Regions from separate parts of the Homo sapiens genome. Here region 2 is linked to region 1. The links are chromatin loops, found by intact Hi-C in ENCODE. Cell type or tissue: MCF 10A. All regions are shown on one strand. Each heading gives the region's core, and the rest is flanking DNA. Links, peaks and the distances in the headings are about the cores only.

Region 1 (17,244 bases), core at 3,353-11,352:
AAACGCTTTATTAAACTAGTAGAATAAATTGGTCAAAGATGTATAAATAACTGCTGAAAAACAAGACAAATAAAATATGCCAATACAATACTCAAAATATACTTTTTTCAGGAAACTACAGTATGGAAAATCTAGTATGCATAGGCTTCTGAAACTAAAAAGAAAATTTTCACATAAAATTAATTTATTCTATTAGCTAGGTATTTTCTTATTCTTGCACACATAAAGACAGCAGAAACCCCTTGGTTTCATTATCAAATATCCCTTCAGCTTCATTCCTACTCAATCCAATTGCTCAGAGATGGATTTCCATGCCTAGTTAGTGCATTAGGGAATGTAAAAGTTCATTTTCATATGGAAGTAACTCTGGCTATATAGTTTAATTTAAATTATGCAAAACAGTTCCTAAATTAGAAAAACTTTTTCTTTTTACTTGACTGCCATTAGGTGGTGCTAGAAATGTCTCCATTCATAAACTATTTATGGCTAACCAGCTCTATAAATACATGAATAACAAAATCTCCATTGATTATACTCGACAAAATAACAGTTGAAAGCTAACCTGAAAATATGAGCGCCCTGGAATGAATCCCCAAACATTCCTTAGAATACCAAAGTTGTGTTATCTTATTATTTAAACATGTATTTTTTCTTCCTTTTGAAAATTAAATTTTTTTCAGTTGCTTACTACAAAAGAATTCAATAAATATTAGATTAGCATTCTAAAAATTACAATGGAACTATAGATTAGGATTAAAAAGTAGGGCAATACCTGAGGAAAAAAACAAGAATAATGTGCTTTAATGTAAAAGAAGTGTTGAGAAATGATTTCATTCTGGTCTGTATAAAACAAAGAAATGTGTTTTATAAAAACTTTTATTTTAGGTTGTGGGGTACATGTGAAGGTTTGTTACATACATGAATTTGTGTCACGGGGGTTCAATGAACAGATGATTTCATTATACAAGAATTAAGCCTAATACCCAATAATTATCTTTTCTGCTCCTCTCCCTTCTGCCTCCCTTCACCCTCAGATAGACCCCAGTGTCTGTTGTTCCTTTGTGTTCATGAGTTCTCATTATTTAACTCCCACTTATAAGTGAGAATGTGCAGTATTTAGATTTCTGTTCCTGCATTAGTTTGCTAACGGTAATGGCCTCCAGCTCTATGTTCCTGCAAAAGACATGATCTTGTTTTTTTTCATGTTTGCATGGTATCTCATGCTGTATATGTACCACATTTTCTTTATCTAGTCTGTCATTGATGGGCATTTAGGTTGATTCTATGTCTTTGCTATTGTAAATAGTGCTGCAATGAACACCCGCGAGCATGTGTCCTTAGGGTAGAATGATTTATATTCTTCTGGGTATATACCCAGTAATGGGATTGCTGGGTCAAATGGTGGTTCTGCTTTTAGATCAAAGAATGTTTTCTTTCGTCTTTTGAAATAATCCCCCATTCCTTCCTTGGAACGATTAAAATCTGTAGCTGTCTAAATGTGACCCTTATAAGGACTGATCATGCTTTACAACCTCCAAATGATAAAAAAAAAAAAAAAAAAACAAAACAAGAAAGTAATATCCACCAGATACTTTATGAAATACATATACATGCTATAGTGCTGATTTCCTGAGCAGAATAGCCCATAGATTCCTACTCTTAAATGGAGATACTGAATTGCATGATCTCTAAAATCTGTGGTAGCATGTGAATTTATAAATTAATGAACTGAAATTGTCATCTAACCGCCTTTTCATTTCTGAGTTCACTGCAAGAAATTTCTCAAGTTGTGTAATTTCCTTTCCATATGTTATAAATAGTTTTCAGCCACTGTCAGGCAAAACATTTCTAGCATCAGGAATAGTTTGGCCTGGCATTTCTGAAAGACGCCAACTAGTATTCGATAGATTTAAAATGAAATCTTATTCTAGTTTTAATTTGTATTTACAAGATGAATAGTGATTTTGAACTTTCATCGTAGTTCTTCATTTGGATACTTTTTTGTCATTTGTGCATCCTTATTATTGATCTGTAAGCGTTTTTTCCACATTAAGGGTATGGTTTCTTTGTCTGTCACTTGTTAAAGTCATTTACTTTTTTTTAACAATTGACTTTTAAATGTTATTTTTAAATGTAAAAAGGGGGTTTATTTTTGTTTTAAAATCTAAATGTTTTCAATAATGGCGTCTTCCTTTGCTTTTTATAATTGGGCTTCCTAGCCCAGAATTTGTAACTTACTTATATTTTTTCTGTTCATTTTCTGTATTTTTATATTTAATTTTCTGGAAAAAATAAAGTATTAAATATAAAATTTGTAATTTATTTTGACATGTAAAGTGAGATAGGGATATATTCCAGTTTTCTTTCTTACTTACAAATTTACTTACAAAATTGCTTTTTTTAGTAAATTTTTAAAATTCTGCTTTTAGCTACCTATCAACTAATTCACTCTTTTGTATTAAAATGATTATTATAAGTTCTTCTTTTCTCTTTTCCTTAAATAGATCCTGCACATTTCTTGTTAAGCTATAGTACTTATTATATATTTAATTGATATTAAGAATCAGATCATTTTCAGATTTGTTATTGCTGAATTATGGAAAAAATATTTATTTTTATGTATTTATTTATAGCTAACCATCTTATTGTACTTCTGTTATTTATAATAGGTTTTGATGGCTTTTTTAGGTATAAACTTATTTTCTGGAAATTTCATCTATTCCTTTTCAACAGCCATAATTCTTTTTTCTGTCATTACACATGGGTTATATCATCCAGAACAACACTAAATAACAGTGGAGGTGATAAGCATTATTCATTGTCCCTAACTAGTAAAAATTGATATCATTTTTAAACCCTTAAGTAAAATGTTTACTCTTGGTTTGTCCACTTATTATTTTTGTCTTAGGTAACTATGTTTCTAGTTCATTTTTTACATAATTTTATTCCTCCTCTTAGCATACACTTCTTGAGTTGCTATTCTGTGAAAGGTAAGTAAAGCTGACTACAATGCATTTTAAATTTTTAGGAAACTTTAGGCTAAAAGAGGAAGAAAGCAGTCAGGGGATATTATCCAGAAAGAAAACATTTTAGGTGATTGGTAAACCCTGAAGAAATGAAATTTCCAGTGGAAGGATTCACCAGTGCAAACACCAATAGCAACCAACACGTCAAATATGAAATGCCACCAGATGCCATAAAAGAACAACTCAGGGCTTCCCTTGAATAGCTTTTTAAACTTAGCTACAAATATAGAACTATAGGCTTATGTGTATATAAAGTTTTAAGTTAAAATGTATAGATAGATACAGATACATAGATATTAATAGATATCTATGGTTATTTAGATGTGTATTTTCATAGATATATATCTATCTGCATATAGATATCTATTTATATCTGTATCCGTATGTATAGAGAGAGCTCTATCTATGTAGATATAGGCATCTATGTATCTTTCCATCCCTCTCCAAATTATCAACCCCAAATTGCCCTTACATACCAAGATATTTATTTATTTTTGTTTTGTTTTGTTTTGTTTTGTTTTGTTTTGTTTGAGACAAGGTCTTTCTCTGTTGTAAGGCTTGAGTGTAGTGGCGTGATCATAGCTCACTGCATCATTGACCTCCTGAACTCAAACAATCCTCAGCAATTCTCCCACCTCAGCCTCCTGAGTAGCTGGGACTACAAGCATGTGCCATCACACCCAGCTAATTTTTAAAAGACTTTTTTGTAGAAACAGGGTCTCACCACAGTGCCCAGGCTGGTCTAGAACTCCTGGACTAAGCAATTCTCCCTCTTCAGCTTCCCAAAGTGCTAGGATTACAGGCGTAAGCCATTGTGCTGGGCACAAATATATTTATGCAATTGTCAATACAAGATCAAGATTTCTCAAGAAAAAATATATGAAAGTACATTATAAAAAAGACTTTTAAAATCAGTGTATTATTAAAAAGTACATTATAAAAATATACTTGAGTTTATTGTAAAAATGCTTCTTATTCAGAATGCTTCTATCAACATCCAATAGTTGTACATTTTCATCCTCCCTTTATACGTACTGTATTTATTCAATTCCAAACAATTGAATAAATTGAATTTATTCAATTCCAAAATAGATGAAATACATTTCATCTATTACATAAATATACCCCACATTGAATTCATTTGGAAAACAATTGTGTCTCAAATTGAAATCATAATAGTCTAAAATATAAATTGAATGCCATTTAATGACATTGAATTATGAATTGTAGAAATCTACATAAAGGACTTGCTTGTTTTATAAAGGAAAAGAGAAAATTCAGCATGCATTTTTGTTTTTTTGAAATAATTTCTATTTTACCTTCATACCTTGTAAAATTTTTAGTATTTTAACAAGTGACTCTAGCAAATAAAGCATTTAAGCTTAGGCTAAAGCAAAATGTTAGTACTAATTGTAGTTATAAAAATATTTTTAATACAAATGAATTTTTATCATTACTTACTCTGTGTTTCTATAAAATTAAAAAAATAATAACTTTTTACGTATATTTGTAAAACACATTAGTTCTAGTTTCATGTTTTATACCTCAAATAAGATCCAGGTGCATGCATAGATACATGTATATAAATTATATTTCATATTTGTAATTGCACGTTTACATATAATAAACATACAGATACTTCATAAAATTTATATTTATTTTGATAAAAGAAATTTCAAAAATTGATCTTACAATATCTACTAAAATATACTGTATTTTATTTTGTAAAACAAGCATTATGGGGGGAAAAATAAAATTCCACTAACTTGAAGCATTAGTAAAATTGCTGAGTGACCTTGACCTTGGAATGATTTCAATGGTGTCCATGTCAAGCATAATGGTAGAAAGTGTTCAATGACCCAAAAGGACATTAAAGAATTTTACTCTGGGGTTTTACACCAAAGCCCTCTCTAGTAACAATCTCAGTGGATCCCAAGCAATTGGACCAATACGATACTTTATGCCAGACTCCCTTGGAAAAAATTAGAGTCCCAGAAATGGAATGAAAGCAAAACTATTTTTCTTGTTGCACTTTTAAATAATAGACTGTTAACTCACAATGAACTCACAGTCTCCACTCCTGATTCTGACCCTACATTTTGGATACAATATTAGGGTCGCTTCAGGGTTCTTGTACAGAAGAATCCTGCCTTAAAAAGTAAGGGAATAACAAAATGAAGGTGCTGGCTAATCTAACATTATGACAGAAGGAAAAAAAAAGCTAACACAGAAAACATCAGACAGGATTAGGAACTTCCTGAAGATCAATACTTGATCACACATCTAATTTTGAGTGTGCTGGAATAGTCACATCATACTCCACCTCATTTAAACAGAGAAAGGAAAGGAAGGGGGTGCTCCTGAGGGAAGCTGATTTAGCATAACTATGAAAATGACTTAACTCATGGCCATTACCTCTCTTACCCCAGGCTATTTTATTTTGCTTGTCAGGAGTAGGGCAAGAAGTCTGTTGGCTGCCTAGAATGACACTTTGTCTTTGGTAGCCATGGTTTAGTAAAGATCCAGTATTTTACTAAAATGGCATTGTGGAGGCTCTCCACAGACAAAGAACATGTTAATAAAATGAACTAGTGTCCTCCTTCCAGGCCAAGGAATACCTAAACTATCATTATGGTCAGACTGCAATATTTATCTCCAAATACGTAGTTTGAAAATACTAAGATTCCAATAATGCATGTCAAATGAATGAAAGAATAAAATCTCATAACTATTTTAGTAAACCATATAATTATATAATCACTCTTACAGGAAGTAAATCTTTATATATAACTGAGCACATTCTTAATGCAACTTAATTTCATTTTCCTTAGTTCACACTGATGTGGGAATTAATAAGTATTAACAGATCTGCATGGTAACAATACACATATTTGAACCTGGTTATTAATTCATTCCTCATACTTTAATCATCAGGACACTAAAATATTAGGCATATTCAATTCAATAGAAGTAAAAACTGTTTAGAAATTAGAGGAATGTTTGCCTTTGTGTAGACACACCTATTTATAAACTTTTAAGTGTTTTAGCTAATACAACTATATCTTCCCTCAATTAAATCACTTGCAATATATGAACCACTTTAGAGAAAAAATAGCTTCTTGGCCCTCACTCTGACCTCATATACACACAGAAACACAGACACACATACACACACAGACACACATATATATATGTATATATATATACACAGATATATATATACACACACAGATATATATATGCATGTATACACATATATAGATATATATATGCATGTATACACAGATATATATATGCATGTATTCCTCCTCCAAAGGAGTCATTTTGTTAAGATATTTCTTTGGTAAAAGTGAAAAAAAAAGTGTGGGAAGGGGAATTTGATGTTTGGCTTAATGATTAAAAAACAAATGCTAGAGCCAAGCTTTCAAAAACTAGCTTCTGCACTTAATTTATATGTAACTTTGGACAAATCGTTTAACTTTTCTACACCTAATATCCTCCTCTAGAAGTGGGCAACGAGAGTTTCTTCTTTCACAAGTCTTTTGGGAGGATTAAATGAGTTAAATACATGAAAAGTACTCAGAACTATTTGGCCCTATATAAGTATTAGCTATTATTATTAAAATCCGTCCACTGTATTTGTTCTGAGAGACCCTCAATTTGGTATAAATAGCAAAGAGCTATATATTTTAGCACTATTTTTACCCATTACAAAACATAAAGCTTCTAACTAGAGACACCTTGAATACCTGCAAAGTCCAAGAAAAAAGGGAACCAGCAGCTTGAGCCATCTCAAGGACTTCTCTATGGGAACAGGAGCCTTAGCATCCTCACCTACACAGTCCAGCTTCTCATAAGCACACAGACCTCTATCACACAGAACCTTAGTTCTGTGTCAAAGTCCAGTAAATCCTTACTCTATTCAAGAAATGTATATTGAGTGTCTCCAACAGACAATGCTCATCACTGGAGATACTAATATGGAAAAGACATGATCGCCACTCCAAGAGCTCAGAGTTTAAAAAGACAATACCTGGTTTCTGTTTTTTATCTTTAGTTAACATGCTTCTTGTTCACTTTCCCAAGATCTAGGCTCTAAACAATTCCTGATCTACAAACTCTGCTGGGGTAACCCCCTTGCTATGATACCACCCTTTAATATTGAATGCCCAGTTCATCCTGTCAGCCACCCATTAAAGACCTCAACAGGTCCCCTGGATTACATCCACAGAAAAAAGCAAGTTTCTCTCCATGTACAGTCTTAAACTCTTGGCTGTGCCCAAACAGAGACTAAACAAAAATGTCTCATTTCTGAACTAGTGTTTAGAAACTCTGTTATGGCAGCACTAGGACTGAATGCCGCAAGTGTGCACAGCTTCTGAGAAACAAAGGACTGGCTACATTCTAGAAAAGCTGGTTGTTTCATCACAATACAGAAATTAAAAATCACTAAGCTATTACATGGCAAACACATTCTGTTCCATTTTATTTATTAGGATGGTCTTATATGAACTATTCAAAAGGCTTATTTTTAAAAAAGGAGTTCTCCCCAACCCCATCACTAAATAGTTCAGTAATCACTAAGTAGCCATTTATTCAATTTGGTAATGGTCTGATTAAACAGCTCTCTAGTACACTAAAAACCATAGAGGTGAAATAAAACATTAGAGGTAAATGATTTTACCCACTGATGCATTTTCTCTCTGTTTCTAGGTCCTCCCTTTTAAAACTAAGTCAAAATCTGGTATATTTCAGTGGAACTGAGTTGTTTAGCTTTGTGAGTATCAGTTGCTACTCTAATATTACAGTATATAATATAACATTATATATATGGTATACATAACAATATAACATATAATATAATACTAAATGTAAAGACCAATTATTCAAAGCAATAGGAACTCTATGTTGTTTTAAAGTTCTACTACAATTTAATTTCACATATATTAATTTTGGTAAAAGATGATGTATTTTAATTAAACGAAATATCCCATATAAATATATTTTTTTATTTTTTTCCAGGAATTTTGACAAGATAATTAAACAAAATTGAGCATGTATATCATTTCACTGCCTTAACAGAGGCTCTTCTCCTTCCAGACTACCTTCTGAGAATGTTAGCAAATCTATTGGTCCCACAAATACAGTTGTGATACAAACCATTAACAGTGCCATCTGTTGGTAGCAGGCAATGTTGATATGCTTTCTTTCTATGGTGCAATTTCATTCTTATCTATAGACATCCCTAGGTTGAAAGGAGCTTCTCTTCTCCCAGATGGTTATTTCCAAGTGCACAGACATTGATGGGTTTGCTTTTCCTCCTCAACACCTAGCCAAGAGTCAGGTACTTCGTGGATATTCACTTGTTTTTTTTTATTGAAAAAGAATAAAATCATAAACATTTTTCTAATGTGGATTTAGAATAAAATAAGTACAAAAAAGCAGATACATATTTTTTTCAGTCATCCAGGATTGCTTAACCTTAAAATGCAAGTTTTGTTTGAGATACTATTAATGACTCTTGACATTTGACTATAAGATTGAAAAATAAGTCATTTAAAGTTTAGGACCGCTATTAAAACAGGTCATACTAAATAGCAAAAAAAAAAAAAAAAAAAAAAAAAAAAAAAATGGCTGGGCACTGTGGCTCACGCCTGTAATCCCATCACTTTGGGAGGCCAAGGTGGATGGATCATCTGAGGTCAGGAGATTGAGGCCAGCCTGGCCAACACGGTGAAACCCCGTCTGTATTATTTATGTATTTATTTATTTATTTAGCGATGGAGTCTCGCTCTGTCACCCAGGCTGGAGTGCAATGGCGCGATCTCAGCTCACTGCAAGCTCCGCCTCCCGGGTTCACGCCATTCTCCTGCCTCAGCCTCCCGAGTAGCTGGGACTACAGGCTCCCGCCACAGCGCCCAGCTAATCTCTTGCATTGTTAGCAGAGACGGGGTTTCACCATCTTGGCCAGGCTGGTCTCGAACTCCTGACCTCATGATCCACCCGCCTCGGCCTCCCAAAGTGCTAGGACCACAAGGGCGAGCCACCGCACCCGGCCTCGTCTCCACTAAAAATACAAAAATTAGCCGGGCATGGTGGCGGGCACCTGTAGTCCCAACTACTCAGGAAGCTGAGCAGGAGAATCGCTTGAACCCGGGAGGTGGAGATTGCAGTGAGCCGAGATGGCGCCACTGCACTGCAGTCTGGGCGACACAGTGAGACTCCGTCTCAAAAAAGAAAAGCCAAAAAAAAGTAAGAATGAGAGGACTTCAATATGATTACATGAGACAGCAAGAACAAGCAAAACTTATATACTTTTACATCCCCAAACATTATTGATTATTTCAGTATTTAACATGTCATATTTGATAGTTTTGTTTAAAAAAATGAGTTTTATGGTAGTATTTTATAAAGTATTTGAACATTTATTTAAGAGGTGAACACAGTGAGAAGAGGGCATAATATGTAACTTCTGAATAAGTAGGAACAAATCCTTTAATTATTTGGCATAGCCAATAATATATATTAGTTTCAAAACAGAAATGTGTAATGTATTGGTCAAAGATTAGTACAATTTAAAATTGTTTCCAATGTAAGACTAATAATATTATGTTAAAGCTGCTAAAAGGTTAACTATGTTAAACTAAAAGGTTGAATGAACTTTCCTTCAGTAATGATAAATTTATGAATAAATGAATAAATATAAAAGTAAAGAACATAACTTATATCCCAAATTTTAGACCTAAGGGAAAAATAAAATCACCTTGATTTAAATTTTGCTGGTTTTTTTCTTTTTTTTAAACAGCTAATTTGATACCTGTTTTTATTTTATTTTTTTGCCACTCTATTATACTCACCACTGGTAAAACAAACAGGACATTTTAGCTTTAATCTTCTTACTACATAACCCAAATAACTTCAGTCATGTTTGCATTAATGCTGCATTAATCATGTTGTTGCGTATTAATGAGTTTTCAGGCTATGCTAATTACTGTCATAGATTCTGCAGCAGCCCATTAAATATACAAATTACAGAATTAAAGAGCCAGAGCTCTTCATGATTAATCTCTAAATGGAGAAAAACTAATGATGTCTGTACAAAGTTTCCCTCTACTTTTGGCTGAGTGAGCCCAATGAACAATCAGTTAGACTATTTGAGGAATAAGAAACTCACGTATTATACAATTTTATGTAGTGCTTCATTATAACAGTGGATATTGCTTTATATTTCATAAAAATTCTGCAACCTTTACCTGTCTACTGTCCTAAATATGGGTAACAGTGTTGTTCAATATTGAACATAAATTTGAAATAAGGCAAGTTTGTACTAAATCCATTCCAGTGAGGCTCCCAAGTACCAAAAGGGCTTCATTAAAAGCATTTTCATCTAAAAGAAATTGTCACAAAAAGGACCGCAAACACAAAAATCATAATGAAAATGTAGGGCTGTCACAAGAATGACACCATAATGCTTTGTTAACCTACATAAAGTCTGCAATATATCATGGAGTAAAGCTGTCTAGAATAGCACATCAGATCTGTTATGAAAGGTAGATTTGGATCCAGACATTTTTACCTGGGTGGGTATGGAGTATGACTACCCAGCTGCAAGCACGGGAGAAAAGTATCATTCTTAATCACATGGGCAGGACATAGGAGTAGCTAGTACTCAAAATGTTTCAGGGATCCAAGAGAGGGACACAGGCTAAAGAAAGAAGGAAGTGGGATAGAGCTGGAATAGAGACTTGAACTGACAAATAAGCATAACAATAGGTGAAACTTGGAAGGCCAGACAAGCCAGCATAATTTGGCACAAGGGATGTGCATGTAATAGAAATCTAGAGTCCAAAGATGAGTGCAGGGGATCAACTTTAGTCGAGGGTGCAGCCTGGTAACAGCCAGGCAGCAATACTGGTTTTAGGATACTAGGCAGCTTTCCAAGAACATAAAGAGAGTCAATCACCAGAACCAAGAGAGAAAATGGGAGTGGTATATGTGGGTCTTGGGAAGGTGCTAGGAGGCTCTTTGAACAAAGTGTGTACAAAATGGAGGCCAGATTCTTCTGCAAGATTGAGTTTCTGAGAGCCTTAAAGCATAAGTCTGAATCTTCCAGATGAATTCATGACCCAAGGGACCAGGGTAGAATGAGCCTAAAGGTAGAGATTAAATGACTCCAGCCCTGGGAAGAAGAAGCTACAGAGTGAGAATCAGAGACTTTCCCATCCTATTGCTATACAATTAAACTATAGAAAATTGCTTTTTATCAAGGTCAGATGTACTAGTGTAGTATATCATAATAATCTTGAGTGTGAGAAAAGCCAGAAACTCCAATTTATTTGACAGTATAATGACTGAACACTGAAAAGAGAAAGGCAAAAGGAAAAGAGCAAACTTAATGGGTCTCTCACCATGTGACACACACTGAGCTGAATATGTCATTTTATTTGTTTCTCATGGTTCATTTATGCCAATTATACAGATAAGAAAACTGAGGCTCAGAAAGATTATCCAATACTAGAAAAGTTACACTTACCAGAAAAGAACTGACTTAAAAAAATCTTTCTTCTTCCTCTGGGTAAATAGCACAGTTGCACAGTTTTGTTAAGCACAGGGACTCAACAATGGTTTGTTGCAGAAAATACAGAAGGATATTTTTAAAAAGTAGGTAAAGAGTAAGTTGTTGTTTAAACATATTAAGTCTTGTAAAACAAAACAGTTGAAGCATTTGCTGATCAGGCAATCAATGCATTTGCTGGTCATGTTCATCAGCTAGTTGATTAATGTTATCTATGACATATGTTCGGGTAAACCTATAAGCCTCAGTTTCCTAAGCATTTCCAAGAGCTGTTGCAATTGTTATGCCTCTCCAATTTAAAATTCTATTAATAACCAATTATGTATTTACTGGAGTGTTTTCACTGTTTCTGTTTTCAAAGATGTATTGCTCATAAGCTTTTCCCTTTTTTTCGCATTATTGTAAGCCTTTGAAAACAGGAACAGTTACTATGTTTCCCACATTATTTGTTTTTAGACCAGTTGCTATAGTTTTATGTACACAATGGAAATTCAATGTTCCTGACTTACACAGCCCAATGCAAAATTATTAGAAAGAACAAGATTCAAACCCAGAAATGTGTATAATATATATAACACATAGAAAAATAAGAGCTGGAGCTTGGGTAGCCCACCTAAATATAAGTTAAACACCTAAGAAAGTTTTCTTTTTCCTGCTGTTAGGACATGACTTGTACTGAATAGAACCTAGTCATACATTTTTTTCTTACAGAGAAGTCATACAGTGACCCCATAGCCCTACACTCATCTCCTCTGTTAATGACTCTACAGCTATAAACCAGGCTTGACTATGTTCTATAAAGAAGATCCTCTCAATAGACTAGATTTCCTTATCCACAGAAAGGTAAGACATCAATCAGAGGAGTTCTGCATATTTTTTAGGCTGAATTGCTGATGCTCTGGGTGGTAATTTAAATAGAAACCTTTTGTCGCTTTAGCAGCAATTGTATAAACACAATGTTGCCCAGGCAGAAAGTAATTAAATTGACAGAGGAAAGAAACATGACTTGAACTGGATAAAATACAAATACATCAAAATTAAAGTCAGTGTAATGAGCTGAAAACACTGCGAATTCAGACAACAATATATTAGCCAAAGCACAGAAACCCCTCTCAGGCAGTATCAAAGCTGACAGAAAACACAGTAAGTTGGAAATCCTGCAGCAAGCAAGGAAGCGTATTGATTAGGTACTGCATATACTGAACAAGAGAATAACTTTAAAGGAAAAAAAAAGCTAATGAATGGGCCAGAGAAATACAATAGGCCAAAGAAGAGATATAACAAAAAGAAAAAGGCGGAGGGAAACCCCTCCAGATAGAAATACAACAAGACAAAGCAAAAGCTCAGCAAAAACATAGAGCAATTCAAGTCAGAAACTCAGCAAGAAATGCAAGTCATGGCAGAAATATAAGATCAAGATAAGAACATATTCAACCTTACACCGAGTTTTAAATCAGAACAACAAATTCAGCAACAAATCTGCCAAATGCTAATGATTCAAACAAGGAGGCAATAATTGAAAGTAAGAAATACACCACATCTCATCCAGTAATGTTCACAATGCCATTTCCCCTAATTATTGCTGATATGGTGACCTTCTCCTGAAGGGACACACCAAAAATTCAGTTTAATTAAGGGTTACCAGTGTAAAGAAGGGTTTTTCATGTCTCTGTTGTGAGACTGTGGACAGTAACACCTCATTTATCTGGTGTTATTTAGGTAATAAGACATTCTGCATGCATAGATTTCTAGTTAACAGGTTTATTCTTCACTATTTTAACAATTGTAATAAAAATGACATCAAATATATTACACATTTCCTTGTTTTCTAGAGTATGATGAATGTGCTTTAATCTATCAGTGATTCAATATGCTTATATAGAACTAACAATTTTTATACGGTCTTGAATGAGAATTACATTTTTAGATCTTGAACCTTAATATCAAAAGGGCTCTACAAATGTAAGAATTAGCATATCTATATTTTTCTGAAGTTACTGTCTCTCCTTTTGTTATCATTGAATCAGCTTTTATTTAAACAAGCAAAAAAAAAAAATCCTCATAGAATCTGTTATCCAGGAAGATCATTAAACGTTATCTAAAACTCAAACAATATGGGACCCCTTCTTCTCCTATCAGTGAATCGCTATTAGCTGTCTTTTCCCTGCCTCTCGTGCTATAAGGCTCCAATCTGCCATGTTCTAGACATACACTGTTAGTATTTTCTCTAAAGTAAGATGAAATCAGATGCATGCATAAAGAAAATTAGGGAAACTCTAAAGAGCAAAATGAAGGAGGACCACTACATTGGATAGTGTGGAAGAGTTAGTAGGCGAGCTTTAAACATCAATTTTGATTGTGCGATGGCCTTTTCACTCAGTAACAAATTTTCCATCATATTTCAAATAGTTTGAGTTGCCATTAAAGTTGCCTCTGGATAAACATCTTTTTATCAGTATTTTTTTAGTGGTTCCATCTCTTCAATGCTGCAGCAATAAGAAACCAAATTTCAGGACAGATAGATGGGGTGGAAAAAATAACTAGGCTAGAAGTTCTCACGACCAACAGACTCAACCCCTGATGTAAATAAATCACTACACATTTCTTGGCCTCCATTTCTTCATCTGGCAAATAAGGGGAAGGACTAGTTGATATCTTCCTTAATTCCTTAATTCAATTAGCTGTCTGGCATCATGTAGACATCATCTAAGAACGCCGTAGGTCTTTTATCATTATAAGACAGCTGCCAATTTAAGTGATTCAAAGAGCATATGATGTGTTGGGTTAATTTTTGTAACTTTGGAAATTTACATTTCAAAAATGTGTTTTAATGCCTTTTCCCCTTATCAAAGTAGAAATGCAGTGCAAGAATTAAAAATAGATATCTAAGTCTTAAAAGGGTTCCTTTGATAGTCCTGCTGACTGCTTGGGGTCTCACATGGAAGAGAGTGCCTAAATGCACATGAAACAATTGTAGGAGCTCTTCTTCCTGGCAATTAACAGCCGTTGCTTTTTTTGTTGTTGTTGTTTTGTTTTTGTTTTTTTTGAGATGAGGTCTTGCTCTGTCACCCAGGTTGGAGTGCAATGGCGGGATCTCAGCTCAGTGCTACCTCCACCTCCCAAGTTCAAGCAATTTTCCTGTATCAGCCTCCCGGGTAACTGGGATTACAGGTGCATGGCACTATGCCTGGCTAATTTTTTGTATTTTTAGTAGAGACAGCATTTCACCATGCTGGCCAGGCTGGTCTTGAACTCCTGACCTCGTGATCTGCCTGCCTTGGCCTCCCAAAGTGCTGGGATTACAGGCATGAGCCACTGTGCTGGGCCGAGTGCTTGCTTTGTGTCAGACATTACTCTAAGCACATCTATTCAATCTCTATTCTTTATAATAACTATTTTACCCCATTTGTATGTAAAAAGCACCCAAGGCCAGGAGATATTATATCTAACTGAAATAGAATAAGGCCACAAAAACCAAGGCTCCTAATTTTTGCAATAATAATAATAATAATAAAAGCCACGTAACATTAATAATATATTTGATCCATGATTGTTTTACCAAATTTGATTAAATAGATTTAAAGTTGAAGCCTTCATTCCAAGCAGTATTTCACTGGACCAATCAATGGGGATACTTAATGTTTAAGATAATATTGTTTCTATTGTATTGTTTCAAAGAAATATGGAAAATGCTATTCATGATAATGTGGTTAGCTGGAATAAGTTCTACTTCTATAATGTATGTTTGATAAAGATGATTCCATAGAAATTTATCACTCTTACTATGCCAATGTTTACAAATAGCACTGCAAAGAAGTAAGCGCAAAGCTTTCGGATACAACTATCTTAGCTATGGATAGAGGTCTTCAGGGAGACAGTTTGCATTAAAATATATTTCAAATGCTGGAGTCTCTTAACAGTCCAAGTTGTTACTTTCTGAGAAGTTTTGGAAGTCACAGCATTGCACTAATAGTATATGCCAAAGCAATATACAAGTAGGAGTAAAATGAGGAAAAAAATGTAAGCTATGCTCAAGTTCTTCTTAACGGCATTAGAATTGACAATGGCCAAACTCTTTCATAAATGTACTCATTGATGACTGAGATACAGAGGAATGGTGTTTCCTTTCATGGAAGTCAGTAGAGAGTAGACAGCAATATCCTTGGCACCCCTTTAGAATATATTTTCTGAAAGTGAGTTTGAAAGTAAAGGTCACACAATATTGAATCATATATATGTATCCATCGAGATGTCTATTATTGGATCCACTTCCTCTGTCATGGCCAGCTTTGGCAATGCTTTCTCTTCTTTATTTGATTTGTTTCAGGAGAAAACTCTCAGGGCAATGTTACCACCTCTATTGCTGGCGTTTATACAGAGACCTTGCTAATATCCATCTGTGCTGCATGCCATTTACAAAATAATAAAGTGTAATTCTGGAAAATTACCCAAATGATAAATCATTTCACAATGCAAAAGTAAAAGAGAGAATTCACACAAAGAATTTGTGAGCCTAAAAATCAATGAGTGAAGAGTAAGTTTCAAAGGATTCAAATTAAATGCTGTTGTAGCAAAACTGTCAATTATCCCGCATTCTTTTATTAATTTTGCTTTTATTTGTAGAATGGCCTTTCCTTGGAGCCATTATAAAGCATCAGTATGGCAGAAGAATCATTGGAAAATAACTGCCAACCAGATTTGCTATCTGTATTCTAAGTAAAAGATGCTGATTAGAAGTCAGATGTAGCTCAGGATGAGTAACATCAGGGATTCTGGAAACTTTTTGAGAATTTCACTGCAAACTAGAAATGAGATGGGATGTTTAATTTGCTAACTTTGGAGCCAAGAATTTGAAGAGCATACTGTATAGAATCTGATGCACTGACTTTTATGAGGAAAATGTAGATATTATTAGGGTAGAAACTGTTGCCTTGCAATTTAAAAAATTACAATTGTATTCTTCACTTGTCTTGTTCAGATAATATTATATAGTTAAAAGTTGATTGAAAATTTATGTATGCCCAACATTACATTTGATGCTTTTTCATCTAACTTATTTGCTACTAAAAACAATGTGTAATTTAGATGCACTTTCCTTATTTTAAAGAGTAACGCAATGAGGCTTAGAGTGTTTGATTCTGAAGGTATAAAGTATGGATTTGAATTCACGTATTTTGACCCAAGTTCAGTGCTTTTGTTTTTGCTGCAAGACAACTGGTTACCAAAAAAAGTACTATTTTGAGATTAAGCTTTCAAATTATAATGCCTTTCATATGATTACCCTGAGCAAACATAGACAAGATCCCATTTAAAACCAAATTAAATGGAAAATCTCTTCCTATCTATCCTCGAAGACTTCCAAACTGTATTCTTTTTCTCGTCAAGTTAACTTTTCTTAAATTGTAAAATTTTTAATTTTCATGGTTACTTAATAGTTGTAGATATTTATGGGCCACACGTGAAATTTTGACAAATGCATACAATGTATAATGATCAAATCAGGATAATTGGGATATGCATCACCCCAAGCAAGCATCATTTCTTTGTGTTGGGAACACTCCAATTCCACTCTTCTAGTTATTTTCAAATATACAATAAATTATTGTTAATTATAGTCACACTATTTTGTTACCAAACATTAGA
Region 2 (17,244 bases), core at 4,495-12,494, 230 kb before region 1:
CAACCTGACTAATCTGAAGAATACGGCTTTCTTGCCTCTTAGACCAGAATACTTTGAGAGTTCAGGTCAGAGCTTGGCAACACTTTAAACCATTAATACTTAGTCCTTGCCCATGCCTATGTCCTGAATGGTATTGCCTAGGTTTTCTTCTAGGGTTTTTATGGTTATAGGTCTAACATTTAAGTCTTTAATCCATCTTGAATTAATGTTTGTATAAGGTATAAAAATACCAAAAATCACCTGGGTGTGGTAGCAGGTGCCTGTAATCCCAGCTACCTGGGAGGCTGAGGCAGGAGAGTTGCTTGAACCAGGGAGGCGGAGGCTGCACTGAGCAGAGATTGCACCATTGAACTCCAGCCTGGGCAACAAGAGTGAAACTCCATCTCAATCAATCAATCAATCAATTAATCAATGTGTTCAAGTTTTTTCTTTTTTTTTAAGACAGCGTCTCACTCTGTCACCCAGCCTGGAGTGCAGCGGTGCGATTTCAGCCCACTGCAACCTCTGCCTTCTGGGTTCGAGCGATTCTCCTGCTTCAGCCCCCTGAGTGGCTAGGAGTATACGCGTGTGCTACCACACCCGGCTAATTTTTGTAGTTTTAGTAGAGAGGGGTTCTGCCATGTTGGCCAGGCTGGTCTCGAACTCCTGACCTCAGGTGATCCACCTGCCTTTGCCTCCCAAAATACTGGGATTACGGGCATGAGCCACCACGCCCTGCCCATGTCCAAGAATTTTAAGGAGCCAGTTAACTAAATATTGTATTCTATTCTTTTCTATGCTTAAGACCACATTTATTATTGTATATGTGGTCAAAATATATGAGATTAAAACTTTCAGTTTGTTTAATTTCCTATGACCTTTTGTATATCCATTGTACATAAGAAAGATTATGAAATATTGTTGCATCCCTAAAAATTCAGACAAAAGAACATGTTATTGGCCTGAATAAGCAAGAAATGTGTTCTTTAAAACAATAATATTACATTAAAACTTTTAAATAGAATTATAGTTTTGCACTGGAAATAAAATGTTTATTTCAGAGATGGCTTTCCTATCACAATGACTTCTTTTATTTGAGTGGTTCTTAATGATTCAGGTTTCCATTTTTTCTGTTTATTGTAAGTCTTCAGAAAATAGGACGGCTAAATTGCCGGTTAAGTGTTTAAGGAACGATTGACTTTCAGCAGCTCTTTTACATCCCTGAAAAGTCTCTCTAAAAAGAATCATGGCACCTTCAAAGTTCCCCATTTTAAGCAGAAACTTAGACATGCAGGTTAGTTGATTGGCTTCAGGCTTGAAAAGAGTAACACCCAAAAGCATAGTAAGCAACTTCCTCACTTCTTTAACTCCATCAAACTATTTTGAAGAACTTCATGAATAAGAGCATTTATAAAGATTGATATATGGGTTAAGAATGGACTAAGAGATGATAAATGTCTCAAAGCGGTGTGGCTTTAGGCAAAACATTTAACATCTCCAGGCCTCGGAACCCTCATGTCTAATGTGATGAGACAATCCTTGCCATCGTGTGTAGACATAAGATTGCATAATTCTAAGAGTATTTTGTCAATAGAAGATAAAAATGTACCATAAAGAAAGATCATGTGGGAATATTTGACTCCGTACAGTGTAGTAATTCCTCTTATGATGGACTCCCCTGAAAAATTCATACAGAACAAGATGTGCAATAAATATTTGTTGAAATAAAGTTGTCTTTCACAATGTCTTCCTTTCCTTTAAAAATATTAATCTTAATTTTTAATTTCAAATATTCTATTTGTATTTTTTCAATCAGACAGAGAAAGAGTACAAATATATAAATACAAGAAACATTAATTGTGGCTCTGTTTTATTTCACTCAGGTGAAAACTTAATAGTCTGAAGTTTATTCTTCCATACTTTTTGTATGCTCGTACAAGCAAAGCAAATATACTCCTGCATATCCTAGGTCTCTCTCTCTTTCTCTTTTATTTTTTAAAAACTTTTCACAGAAAAAAAGTTCTCTACCACTTATGCTGGAACTTGCTTTTCAGACTTAATTGATTATGGACACACCCTATTATTTTTTATGGTTGCATAATATTCCTTTCATGGTTGAAAACAAATTATTTGTTAATCCTACTGACATTATTTTATGCTAAAAATAAAATTTGAAAATGTATGCAATATGTGCTCTTGTGTTTATTTCATATTGGAAAGATTACCAAGTATTGCCATGCCAAAAGGAAAATGCATGTTTAATTTTAATCATTATTGATATACTACTTTCTTAAAAAGTTGGGGAAATTCACTTTATCATAAACAATGAAATTATCCGTGATCTGTGCCTCCACAAACTCTTGAAATTACTGATATTCGTTTTTGCTAATATTACTTGTTTCTTTAATTAATTTTCACTCCCTTGACTTTATGTGAGGTATGAATGAAAAATTAATTGTGGTTTTTGTCATTATTTTTAATGGTAAAAACCGTAATTACTTTTGCACCAACCTAATATATCCTCTTACCTAAATTATTTTCTATTAAAGTATCTTGTATTATAAATTATTAGAAGGCCTATGCATATTAAGGTGAAATTGATTTGTCTGTAGTATGTGTTACAGATGTACTTTCCAGATCTATCTTTTGGATGTTAACTTTTTTTGGTGGGTGGGGGGGAAGTTTATGCCTTAGAAAATCAATCAGATTGTTTCTAGCTACATATAGCTATCTTTTTTTTTTAAGCTACTGAGTTTCTTTTTTTCTTTAGAAAGTGCTCCCCTACATTTAGATTACATGAAATTCTCCTTTTTTTCTAAGATTTTTACTTTTTTAACATTAACATTTTTAATTTATGGGAATTTATTTATAATATGATATGATAAAGGGATCTGTTTTTTCCGTACACATTGATAGTTGGTCGGGCTGGTATCATTTTTTAAAGCAAACCATTCTTTACCAATGAAATAAAATGCAGATTCTACCTACAATAAGTCATTTCAACAAATACTCGTTATCTATACCTAAACTCTCTAGTTGGTTCCAATGACCATTTGTCTTTTTCATGCCAATACCATATTATTATAACTCAATGGCTTTAAAGTAAGTTTACATACTACAGAAAGTACCACCTCATTATTCTTCCACAATTTTCTATAATATTTTCAATCATTTAGTCTTCTATTTATACTTCAAAATCATTTTATCCAGCTTCATCCTTGAAGCCATCATTCTCAGTAAACTAACACAGGAACAGAAAACCAAACACCTCATGTTCCAAACACCACATGTTCCCACTCGTAAGTGGGAGTTGAACAATGAGAACACATGGACACAGGGAGGGGAACATCACACACTGGGGCCTGTCAAGGGGTGGAGGGTAACGGGAGGGAGAGCATTAGGACAAATAACTAATGCATGCAGGGCTTAAAACCTAGATGAGGGTTTGATAGGTGCAACAAATCACCATGGCACATGTATACCTATGTAAGAAACCTGCACGTTCTGTACATGTATCCCAGAACTTAAAGTAAAATAAAAAATAAAAAATTATTTTATCCAGTTTGAAATAAAACAAACAAAAAACATCGGCATTCTGATTTGAATGATGTTCAGTTTATATGTTGACTTTGGAAGGATTGTCTTGTTATGGAGTTAAGTCCTTCCATCCAGGAAGATTGCACTTTTTTTCCATTTGTTGCAGTGTAAAGAAGTAGAGAAGAACATAGGCTCCAGAACCCTATTGCCTGGGTGTGAATTCCAACTCTTACTCCTTATGTAATCTTATGCAGATTACTTAATCCCTCATTCTCAGTTTTCCTGTCTGTAAAATGGGAATGACAATAGCATCTATCTGACACAGTTGTAGTAAGAATTAAATGAAAGCAATTTCTAGAACATAACATGAACTCAGTGAATATATTTTCATTATTATTTTATTTCCTCTGTTTTATACTTTTTGTCTGTGGTTTATTTTAAGTAGACATCAAACATTGGCCCATCTTTAAAAGTCAATGAGGATGATGATTAAGACTCAACTTCTTTTACTTTGCTTTATTATCAAACCCATAAATGAGTGACCCTAAGTGTACATAGCAGAGGGAAGGAAGCTACACATGTTTGTGGTCTGGGTGACACTGTTCCTTGTGGCGCACCTGCCAAGGCTGGTGGCTTCACCTGTCTGAGCTGAGTGAGGACCCTACTGTATAAGAGGAGCTGACAGCTGCAGGATTACTCTATTTTATTCTGCTTCACCTGTGAAAAAGTGGACAGGGGCATCAAGGTTTACAGGCTCATGATGTTATCATAAAAGAAGTTTTTTTTTTCTTTTTTTTGGTGCATCATAGTCATGCAACTTAGTTATTTATACATGTTATTTCTTATCAATCCTCAATTCAAGGCTTCAGTACAGCAGTTTATACATTGACTTTATCCCATTTAAGTACCTTCTTCCTAATCTGATTTTACTTTGACTTTTTGTTAGAAATAACTTCTTAATTGTATGCCTTTTTTTCTGCATCTATTGATAAAAAAAAACCATATGGGCTTTCTACTTTAATTGGTTGATGTAAGACATATGTTGATAGATTTTTTGATGTTGAACCATCCTTACATTTTTAAAATGAAATCAATTTGTCCTTGTATATCATTCTTTTAATATACTGCTTAATTCAATTTGGTAATCTTTTATTTAGAAATTTTGAATCTGTACTCATAAATGAAATTAGTCTATAGTTTCATTGAACTGTTTTAGGTCTTGGTAGAGCATTTTTACCAACCTTATAAAATGAAATACATTTTCTTAGGTGATTAAATATTAAATAAAAGTGCATGGCTTTCACTTATTCAGGTGACACAACTCTTTGACATTATATATTTATTTTTCTTGTAATCAAATAAGATTTTAAGCATATTATTTCATCTATGCTGCTGTGCTCTCCAATTTGCCTTTCTCAAGGCTCATATTTATACCAAGTCATATCACCTCTTTTAGTACTTACTAATATGTTACATTGCATTTATTTTCTAGTTAGCCTAAGTATGTGTTGTCTCTCTTGATTTCCCTATTGGACTGTAATTCTTACAGGTGGCATTGTATGGAGAAAAAAACCACATTGCACAAAATGAGTAACACTAAGGTGAAATACCAACTCTGCTCCTTGTATTATCCCCCACCCTATCAGCTGGCATTCCATATTTCTCTACACTCAATTTGTTCTTCTCCCCCAAGTCCTTATTACTTCCAGGTATATTACATAGTTATTTGTTTGCATTCTGTCTAAAATGTAATCGCCATGAGCCTAGGGACTTCATCTTGATCTCTTCTGTGTCCCTACTGCCTAAAAGAGGCACTTACAAAGATGTTCACTCATGTACTGATGTTCCGTAAATGTCAATAGAACTGAAATTATTATTGTTACTGCTGTTAATATTACTGTCAATTTCCTTCATCCATCCTAATACCTGGAACAACCCTCTATGATAAATAGTTGAATTAATTTCTTAACCAATGCATTAATGACTATCCTTCTGTTATTTCATATAAAATATTTTCTATTTGCAATTTGGACTTTTAAATCTCATATTTTACAAAGAGAAGTCGTTGTTTAGCTGTCATATACCTCTGTTTACCAGCTAAGCTATATCACGAGAACGTCCACTTCGGTAAAGTCTTAAGATCGTTCTGAACATGTGAGCCAATAATACTGAAGGACAGATATGTTATCTTAATACTCTTTAAATAGTATATAGCATTAAATACTAGACTCAGTTGAATATTCCTGCTGATTCTATTGATAACTTTTTATTTCCTAGTTATAAGATGAGAATAAAAAGTGTGAATTTTTAGAATATTACTAGTGTACCATGTTCATATATTTCAGACACCTTCTTAGAGACATTGAGATTCCTGACTTGGGGTTACCAATGCCTTGTGGCCTCAGGTGAGTGCCTATGAGATTCAGCTTTCTAGCCACGCTAATCTAAACTTCTCTAGCAGGCTGACAAGCCATGTATATTGTTTAATTCATGGATGATATTACAAAATCAAAAGAGGGTAAAAATGTGAAGAAAAAGCCAGGCAAGCTGATACTTTTAATTATTGTTTATATATGCTGAATCAAGCAGAATTGTACACTGAGTTCCTCCTCTGAAAATACTTATTTTTTTTTTCTTTTGAGATGGAGTCTCGCTCTGTCGCCCAGGCTGGAGTGCAGTGGCATAATCTCGGCTCACTGCAAGCTCCGCCTCCCAGGTTCACGCCATTCTCCTGCCTCAGCCTCCCGAGTAGCTGGGACTATAGGTGCCCGCCACCAAGCCTGGCTAATTTTTTGTATTTTTAGTAGAGACGGGGTTTCACTGTGTTGGCCAGGATGGTCTCGATCTCCTGACCTCATGATCTGCCTGCCTCGGCCTCCCAAAGTACTGGGATTACAGGCGTGAGCCACCGCACCCGGCCTGAAAATACTTACTCTTTTTCAGATCGGCCACAATCAGTAACGCCTAGTTATAAGATTTTTATTCGAAATAATCCAGAACAATGTCCATTATGTAGTGTTGCCTTTGTAAAGAGACTGTGTTTGTTTTGTTGCATCATAGTGATTGGTACTGCTACCAAAGTTTTACAAAACTCCCCCAAGATTGAAAAAAAAAGTCATTTCTGGAATGATTATTAACTCTATGCTTGGGTTTTGTTTTTGGTTTTGTTTTTATTTTGAATCAAGAGCAATTCTTTACATTGCTCAGTTCATACAATAAACATCGTATATCGTGTACTTAAAATTAATTTCCCATTAGTGTTTAATGAATGGAATTCTATACACATATTTATATCAAAAATGTGTGTTGCTTTGACCAGCTTCATATTAAAACTAACAAAGACTTTTAAAAATAGCTTTTAATTTGTAGGTTAAATTAAATTTCTCCAACAATTTACACTGTTTAGCATCACCTAGTGTTTGCTTTTGGTGGGGGAGAGAGAACACACAACATAGATCCAAGTAATAATTTCAGCAGATGAACTTTGCTGTTATGCAAATGTCCTTTGTTTTGTGCTCCGGTGAGCAAGCTACTGTACCAATGCTTTTGGCAGTAGTACAAGACTGAATCCATGGAAGCCTGTGTGTATTTACACAAAAGAGGCTTCTAAGCTACAAAACTCCCTCCTGTTTGGTTACACTAATTTCCCTTGAATGAAGTTTGTATGCCAGCCAAAACAATGGTAGTTATCCTGTCCACTAGAGTTCATTCCCAATAGAATGAGGTGAATAATTGAACACTTTCTGGATAGCCCGTTAATATGCTATTTTTATTTCTTTCCCCATTACTTTGATTCTTTGATTATTAAAAAATACCAGACTATTGGTAATGGAAAATTTTGTTAATATGCTAATTCATTCCTCCTTATTTTCCCATCTCTTCTCATTTTCTGATCTATTTAAATCTGACGTGGTGGTTAAGCTAAGCATCATTGTGGCATTCAAAATATTTCAGGTGTGCGAGGCAAATGGAAGCATCTCAACAATATAATTAAGGGGATACAGGGATAAATGAAAAACTGACATCGAATTTAAGATAGTTTGGGCCAAAGGCCAAAACCCAGTTTCTCCAGTGAATGCCTAAAACAACAAATGCGTTTGTTTAGTCAGTAGATGGCTCTGTTCAACACAGAGTCAATCCAGGGTACATTCCTAAGTCTGCAAAGGAGAGAGAATAGTCAGTATCTTACCTGGACTGCATCGGGTTCCAGCACTGTCACCACAGGTGGCTGCACCCCAGCAGGTCGTGAGGGTCTTGTGGTAACTTCTACCCAAGCACTGCTGTTTGTGCCTCCATGAAGAGTGCTCATCAGTACCCGATATTCATATTTTGTCCATGGGCTAAGAGCAGAAGTCTTGTCAATAAACCTCATGGAATGACTCCTCGGGAGAGTCACCAGGGTAGTAACTTCTTCCTTTCCTTTGACTCTTCTCTCAATTGTGAAATTCTCCACCAAGCCATTGGGGTGGGTAGGGGGTTGCCAAGATATAATCACAGATGTTGGAGTATCAGAGAACAGCTCTGGACTTGGGATCCCTTCCGGTGCCCCTGGGAGTGTCCATACAGTCTGGGACTCTGGTGAAAGGGAACATCCTTTTGAAGTGCAGGCTTCTACCTGAAACTTATAGGCAGTGTATGGGTGTAAATGCATCACTGTGCAATTAGTGACATTTCCAGGAGTTCTCAAGTATAGACGGCCATGTAGATAAATGTTATAATGGGTAATAACCCCATTGGATTTTCTAGGATGCTGCCAGGTGACCAACATCATTCTTGACTTCACATCCAGAAGAATCGGAGGAACTACAGGTCCAGGTTCTGTAAAGTAAAATAAATCCAGAAAGTCAGACCTCTTGGAAATGTCCCACCTCTCCTCAAAGCTAAAATGAGTGATAGCTCTGCTACAAGGATATGAAAATGAACACTTGGTAAAGGCCAATAAGTAAATAAATAAGTGCCATAAAGACAAGGACTGTGATTGCTTTGCTCATAAATTTTGCGTGTGAAATACTTGTTGAATATTATGAAACTAAAATGATCATTTTCCTCTCTAAGACAGCTTTATCAAAATCATGTCTTTTTATTCAAGCCATTGGTTAAAAAATGAGGATTTAAAAAAATAAATTTAATAAACATACAAGAGGGTAGTTGTTACTAAAGTTCTAGCTTCCCCTACATTTTTTTCTAGAGCCCCAGTAACTAATTATAATCAATAACACTATCATAACAAACTTGCATATTTTACAGCCCAGTAAAATCCTTCAGCATCTCTCATTATATATTCTATATTATACTTGGTTCTGTTTATCATTCTAATCCATGTTTTGCAATTTATCTACTCCCTGTTAATATTATAGGCGATTTTTTACTGTGGCTGTGACAGAAGCTGCCGATTTAGCTCTTTCACCTACTGATAAATAAACAATGCACAGATCTGACCTTTAGGTTAACAGGTTTTATGCTTGCTCCACTCAGCACTCTAACTGATTCAATTATCATAAAGGTTCAGGAGGCTCCATGAATACTGAAAAAGGCCCACCATATGCCTGCATAGGTGTTGTGGAACAGCAAATATTCTGCAGCCCTCCAGAGAAATTCCTTAATTGTAAATAATTTCACCATGCGACACAATCAAGTCACCTTGAATGCAAACCCCTCAGCCTGCGGGGGCAAAGTGTTATTTAAGCTTTACTGGGCTGCGTTAAATTCTGCAATTTGAAGGGCTGTTAAGTTTTTCAATTGAAATTTCATTTAAAATGCAGGTGCTTTTTATTATATTGAGGCTTTACTGCTCTCTAGGTACAAGCAAGAACATGGTGCAATAACACAAATCTGGCTCAATCACTGATCAGTAACAGCTGTAATTCCAGAACATTTAGCATTCTTATAAACCACGGCCTGAAATCTATAAATTGCTAAAACAGATCAAGAAAATACTGTATCCCCCCTTTTCTGCCCACAGCAATTTTGACATTTATGAGATTTTTCTGTGAACATTAGATTTTATTGAAAATCTTTAAAAAAGATATACTTGGATTTAGTAATTGTTTAAAACAGCGTTGATCTTGTGAGTGTGTGTATGCGATTCAGTGTTACAAAGAAGGTTGAAATTTTAAATGCAACCACTGCTTTGCAGGGCCAGTGACTGCAATAATAGTTGGTTATATGAGTACACTTTCACACAACAGGATCCACGTATTTGTCACCAACTGGACTGATGGTAGAATCATAATCACTTTTCGAAGCAAAAGATGTTATAGTGCACTAACTCTGAAATCAAGCTATTTCTGACAATTTGGTAATGTATCCTATTTGAAGAGAAATCCCTAAAAAAAACCCTAAAACCAGCAGTCATGGTATAAATCACACTTTCCGTTTCAGTCTCTTGTTAGCTTTCATTTTAAAGCTTTCTTAAAACCACTATGCCATTTCTTACTTTTGCTCTCTGGTATACAGTAGCAGTAGCAATTATTATATCAAAATGGGGATACAGCTCCTTTCTTATTTATGCTTGTCATCTAGATTTGGCTATTTCCCAGAGAAAAGCAAGTACGAGTCTTGTAAGATATCAATGTTGTTTTGAAATCTAAAAAAACCCCCAAATCCCCTGAGATTGGGTTTCGTAAAATCAATGGTGGAGATTCAAGTCTTTAATGTCTAACCTTATCTCACCCTCTCTTCCCCAAAGAGAGTAATATACACTTAAAAATCAGAATATTTTTTATTAGGGTTTTCATCTGGGTCTTGCATAATTATTCCTCATATGTGAACTATCAAACTGTGAGCATCTTCAGGGAAAAGAAACAACAATGATGCAGTTTGTTCTCTGTGATTGGGGGATAAGGCTTTTATTTCTCCTGCATATGATGATAGTATTATGGGTGAAACATCCATGATAATGAGATGAACTTGCACTTCAAACCCCCACAATACACAGCCTTTTCTTAAAGATGATCTCTTATCTTGGGAAAGGAGAGGTGTTCAATTTCAATTTCATGATTTGTTTCCCCCTTAAAAGCCAGCATACATTTTATTAGCTTCCTGCTCTGGCTGAGTAGATTCGCTGCTCTTGTTGCAGAAGGGTCCTTTAACTTGTGTGATTCTGGAGAGGAAGCTGAAAGCAGCTTAATTAGCTCCTTTGGCTAGGGAAGTGTTAAAACCTGACTCCTGGCACTCTTTCAATTTAGTGCTTTAAAATGATAAGCCGAATCATCTAATTCTATATACAAATCAACTGGCCTGCAACTGCATGGTTGAAAGGGCCACCACAATTATGTAAAACATGAGTAATAACTATAATTGGGGTAGTTTGCTAATACAATAAAAAGCTCTGAACATGAGAAAAGTTATGCTCACAGCAGTAGCTATCACTTTCTAAAGTAAGAATTCATGGATGAAATGACATGAAAAAGATGGTTATAAAATTTTAATGGAATGATAAAAGGCAAAAGTCAGCCTCTCAGCTGAATTCTTAAAATCTCTATATATCACAATCAGCTCCTTAACTGTAAAATCAATGTGGAGTATAACATGTTGTCAATGCGGCTGTCACTGGAGGGGAGACTGGGAGTATGACAGGCACACAGCTCAGCTGGCCGGTGATGAAAATACAACCTTACAGCGCTCTCCGTGGGTGTAATTGTTTAGAGAACTCCCTCTTGGAGCTGGGAACAGGAGCATCCTTTCTGTCCAGATCACAGACTCATATTTCAAACCATTTCATTGCAACATTAATAACGGAAAGTAGTTTCATTTTGGCAAATGAAATTATCTTTTATGGGAAACTATTTTGCTCATCAGCTTCAAAAGTTCAGCCCCAGCCTAAAATAGAGTAATAAAATTGTTAACAGAGGAATCTGCTTATTTAGTTTTATATTCAGGTGTGTATATTGGAAAGGGTGTGTGCGCACACACTTGTTTGTATTTGTATACATGTGTATGAATACCCAGTTTGAATGACTCACAACTTGAGTGTGTATATAACTTTCAGTGGTTTTGTGAGTCTTCTCTACTTGTTTGCTATTCGAGTTACCCATGACTGATCAGTCAGTTTTCTTGTTACATTCTCATTGTTGCCCTGAAGCAATATTTTACCATTCTAATTAAAGCCTCGCTCAGTTTAAAAACTCTTTTTGGTAATATTAACTCCATAAATGAGTATCCCCTAAATTTACCAGTGAATTAAAAATCAAAGTGGCAAATATATGGATGTATAATTATATAAAGCAATATATTGCATGCTAATTGTCAATGTAGCCTTTTGTTATTCACTACTGATATGTTAACAGAATAATGGATTCTATCTTGTCTTTAATCATGAATTCTTTTATCGATTTATTATTTATACCCCAACTACTTCCCAAAAGAATTTTTGACAGCTCATAATAAAAGATCCAAATGTAAGAGGAGCAATAAAATAAAGAAATATTATTAATCTTGTGATAATAAAGAGGGTACAACAGTTATTTCTCAAAACAAAAATTAAGAATGGGCACTGCAGTTTTGCAGAAAAATGAACTTTCAGCCTGACTCTGATAAAAAAGGAAATGGGCTGTATAACATAAGTAACATTATTTAATGAAAGAAACCTCTGAAGGCTAAAAGGCTGTTGGAATTGGAAGGACATTATTTGATAGTTTGCAAATAGGAGAACCAATATTCGGGAACTATTTTTCTCTATTTCTCCTGATATCAGGAGAGTATTGTTTAGAAAGAATGTTTCAACCTCTAGAGCTGGGGCATATTGTGGGGTGAATCGTAGTAGATGCATCTGCGATAATTTGGTGCAGAAAATAAAATGCATTGATGTGAGAATTCATGAAGTCAGGAAAACATCCTAAAAAACCTAAAGGTCATCACATTCACTCCTTATATTTGGGCAAAACTTATCTGAATTATTCCAAATATAGCAAATCAACTCTGTTTACAGGTACATTATCAAAATGAGGAAGACAACAAGATTAAATGAATCTATGTATTGTTTTAGCATTGCAGAATGTTCTTTTATAGGCAGGTGCTATAGAAAATGCTATAGAAAATGATTATGGTAAACATCCATCTTTTTGTTAATAACCAGCAGTTTTTAGATACTTGACTCTCTAAGAATTTAAGATTTGAGAATTAAAACTAAACTCATGCCATTAAATATCAACCTGTGGCAATTATCTTTGAATGATCTCACATAGTCCACTGAGAGTTTTCAAATATTGACAATTTAACTTTTTCAAAGCTAAAGAACAAGAATAGTTTTTAAAAATAGTGGAAGGCCAGCAGATAGCATTTCTGGATAATGAGAGGATATACTTTTCCTGCTAAAGTGTCTTGCATATAATACACCCTCAATAAAATTTAAGTAGTGATAATAAGGCAGCTATGATAAAATTATTTTTCATTAATTTCTTAAAGTAAACATAAAAAACTTGATTTTTCATTACTTTCACCTGCAGTCTTCAGCTGTAAGAAACACAGACATTACAAGCACTCTATATTTGGAAGAGGAGTGTGCTTTAAGTGCCCAGGGGAGATTCGAGAGCTTAAGTGGGAAATTGAGGCAAGGTGGATAGAATTTTTGATTAATCAATCCATCCTTTCAAAGGATTCCGTATTGGTCATTTTTGGCTTGAATAAGTTCCTTTTGATCTTACATTATAAAAATAAAATATAAAAATAATTGTAAATATTTGAATTTGTTAATTCTGAAAATTCAGGAATTTGTGGAGAAAATCTATGCAACAGAAAACAAAGTATGTAGTGAAAACATGCAGAACCATTTTGCTCTCAAAATCAGAAGATTATAAATGTTATTTTTGATCATGGGTCTTCTGTTCTATGCAAAATAGATACCTGAATTACTGTTTGAAAGGAAAAACATGTCAGCAATCAGAGGTTAGTACTTAAGGCAACTGGAAAAATATTTGGAATGGAGAAAGCAAAATAGTTGTGTAGCACTACTGAAACTTGTAGTTCCTCTTTCTTCATTAAATAAAATGTACTCATATAAATATGTTCCACTCTCATTTAAAAATATTCCGATTTTCCTTGTGTTGCGTAGAATGATTTTAAGGATGCAAGTGAAACTTTAAATTCTAAAATGCCCTAAACATAAGATGTTTGTCATGCAATATTAGTTTTAAAATTTCAGTAATCTTAAGGGCATATGTGCACTTAAATGATTCGGAAGTCCTACTCTAGAATTATCTTGATCAATTTATCAAATTTTATACCACATGTTTCCTTCCTCTTCTGTTACACGGTCTCAGAGTATTTTACTCTTATTACAGGTTGTGAGAATAAAAACAGGAAAAATGGTTTTGTTTTAGAATTCTTTCTACACATCCCTCCCCTTCATTCCGAATAGCACATGATTTGGGGCTGGCAGAAGCCTCTCTAACTAGAACATTCGTTAACCTAGCCAAGACAGCAGCCAATATTGAATCAGAGGGACAGCCAGAAGCCTGCCTCTGACCAAGGTAAAAAAATGAGAATCACTTTTGGGATGTCCCTCTCTTACATTCACCTCTTGTCCCCACCCTCCTCGCCTCATACTCAGAGGCTGGAACGACCGACAGGACAACCTGAGAGTCCCTCTTCAGGTCTCATATGTCAGTGCTCTCTTACAGCAATTGCTTTCCAGCCTTACCCTGAACAAGTGGAGATGGTGTAAATTTGAACTTTGATATTAAAGTGCACTCCAAATATAAATCATTTCCAATTCCTCTCCTGGTCTTCTCTGGGTAGGCTTTCCTGGCCCTCATGTTGAGGGGCCATGCCCTTCCTCTGAGCTTGCTCTCATGGACAACTCAGCTCTTTCACTCTAACTATGGTTTTACTGTGTGTGCTCCTTGCCAGACAGAGGAAATCTCAAGGGAAAAACAGTATCATATCCATCCTTGCAACTTTCATATCTCTTTTAGTCCCTGGTACACAGTAGGTACACGGTAAATGTTTGCTTGATTGAGTTTTTGTGGATTTACTTCAATCAAACTCTGCTTTTAATCAGTACTTTGAGTAAGAATTTTGGGGCACCTACTCTATATCAGACCCTTCGCCAGACACTGGTGATAGAAAGATAGTTGAGACAGATCCCTAGGTCTTGAGACGTTACAATTCAGAAGGGGATATTGATGATTCACTAGTAAACACAAACCAAAATTCTAAGGGAGCAACAAGAAGGAAAACTTCACAGAGGAAGTGACACTTGAGCTGGGGCTTGATGAATGTGTAGAATTATGTCAGGCAACAAAAGAGGAAGAAGCATGTTCTGTTAGATCTAGATTTCAATTGACCTCACATTGCCTTTCTGTCTTACTCCAGAAGAACCTCTGTTCCTTTGTAAATTACTGTGAGTATCTGAAGGATGGATGAAGGTTGCTGAGGGGAAAAGTAAAGCAGGACCCAGGCAGTAAGACAATTTCCTTCATTGCCCTCTCCTCTGTTCACAGTGCAATTATAAATGTGAAAAAATAACAAGATGTAATGCAATGAGCAAATATAGCATGGCAATGGTACAGTCTTGTGTCACCTAATGACAGGAATACATTCTGACAGATGCACCATTAGGCGATTTCATTGTTGTACAAACATCCTAGAGTGTTCTTACACAAACCTAGATGGTATAGCCCACTACACAGCTAGTTTGTGTGGTATAGCCTGTTGCTCCTAGGCTACAAACCTGTACAGCATGTTACTGTACTGAATACTGTAGGCATTTGTCACACAATGATAAGTGTGTATCTCAACACAGAAAAGGTACAGTAAAAATATGATATCATCATCTTATGGGTCCACCGTCATATATGTGGTTCATCATCAACTGAAATGTTGTGCAGCATATAACTGTACTTAAAATATCACTGTGTCATCAAAATAATGAACAAATGAAAAGTTGTCTAAGTAAACCTACAGAATAAACTGTTCGAATTCTACAGGTTTTATGCAGTAGTGCCTCTTAGACTAGTGGTTAAAAATATAAATATGGAATTTTAAACTACAAATTTGGGAAACGATCAAACATTTTTAAATATATGACAACTAAATTGTTAAAATCTAAAGTGAATTCAAGTTTGGGGTTTTTTTTTTTGAGGGTAGGGAAGTGATTTTTAGAAAATGATTTCAATTTCATTAGTTGATCTAATTGCTTGTGTATGCCATATATGTTTGTCATTAAAATGACTGAAATTAGATATTCCATATTTCAATCTTATTTCCTGGGAAATCTTAAGAGAAACAGATTATCTAACTTTTTTGGGCTGGGGAATCCACAATTTTAAGAAAAAGTAGGTTAATTCATAGTTAACACAAGGCAGGATTTCGGTAGGCAAAAGAATACATCCACATTTAAGCTGAGGTTTGAAAAACTTGCCCTCCCTGCCAACTCTAATTTCTACATGCATGTACTATACAGAAAACAATTGCAAACATACGAGAGAGAAGGAACAATCATATAATCAGGAGTGATGGTTATCTTTGTTTTCAAGATATCAACATTTTCAGCTGCTAGGCAAGTGCCTTCATTTTATTAATCACATGCTCCCAAGCCTAACATAATCTTAGGACATTTTTGCAAGCTGTGGACATGCCAGGTGCTTGGACTGCCAGCAGCACATTTAAAAAATAATGTGTTGTTTGTATTTATCTGGTTGCAACCAGTTAAACACTACACTGACCAAATTGGCTGGAACAAACATCTTTTATTAACACACATTTAACAGGATTTAAAATATTCATAGGAAATGTGCATTATGATTATTTGGCATCAGCACACTAGATTTTTAAAAATGCATGGAACTGGATATTGGTGGCACACTGGTGTAAATGACAAATTATTTGAAAAAAAAATCTATTAAAATTCTTCACATCCTGTTTCCCTGTCCATGATAACTTCTCTGCACCCATGCATTTGCTTCTCTGGCTGTAGCTCATTGCCTGCCTAGATTTCTCTTTGTGGTTTCACCTGTGTCACAGGCTTGCTGAAAATCACTGTCTTGAAATGTCACACTAAAAATATTGCCATTGGTGACCCATTTTGGCACTGGAAAGCTGTGAGGCTGTGGCTGATGCAGAAAGGTGCCTGTTGATGGTATGGAATTTAAATGTGGGCACGAGGCGACTTCTCTGTTTCGTTCTGTAAGACGATATGTGAAATTTCTACATTGAAAATTGCACTTTGGGTTGGGTGAGGTGGCTCACACCAGTAATCCCAGCACTTTGGGAGGCTGAGGCGGCTGGATCACCTGAGGTCAGGAGTTCGAGACCAGCCTGGCCAACATGGTGAAACCCATCTCTAATAAAAATATTAAAAAAATTAGCTGGGTGTGGTGGTGGGCATCTGTAATCCCAGCTACTTGGGAGGCTAAGGCAGAAGAATTGCTTGAACCCAGGAGACAGAGGTTGCAGTGAGCTGACATGGTGCCACTGCACTCCAGCCTGGGCGATAGAGTGAAACGCTGTCTCAAAAAATGAAGGAAAGGAAGAAAAGAAAGAAAGAGAAAGAAAGAAAGAGAGAGAAAGAGAAAGAGAGTGAGAAAGAAAGAAAGTGAAAGAGAGAGAGGGGAAAGAAAGAAACAAAGAAAGAAGAAAGAAAGAGAAAGAAAATTGCACTTTGGTGAGCAGGAGGTGCTGGTCAGGATCAAGTAAGAAGTGTGATTCTGGCATGGAGCTGTCAACATGGGTGGTTTTATAAGCAATGCTTTGTAGCCTTGACAGAAAAACTGCTTGTGCCCAATGCCA

What was found. Peaks named below come from ENCODE experiments on the same cell type or tissue, not always from the same donor. Only the 100,000 strongest peaks of a DNase experiment are listed, where the experiment ranks them.
Region 2: it touches region 1 in a loop (4-fold over the local background); 3 of 110 quality-filtered maps call a loop at or near these places.

The regions. Positions count from the first base shown.
Region 1 is chr1:216,111,595-216,128,838 of GRCh38, forward strand. The region is part of intron 21 of USH2A (usherin); the gene reads right to left. Among named protein-coding and RNA genes, the nearest start is that of USH2A-AS2, 48 kb to the left of the region's middle. In MCF 10A, for the core only: CTCF peaks have their summits at 8,182 (motif pointing left) and 8,391; a DNase peak (open chromatin) is centred at 8,207.
Region 2 is chr1:215,880,721-215,897,964 of GRCh38, forward strand. It overlaps USH2A (usherin), which reads right to left. Exons shown (of 72, transcript NM_206933.4): 41 at 7,706-8,334. Among named protein-coding and RNA genes, the nearest start is that of USH2A-AS2, 180 kb to the right of the region's middle. In MCF 10A, for the core only: a CTCF peak has its summit at 7,632 (motif pointing right); no DNase peak of the experiment used is centred there.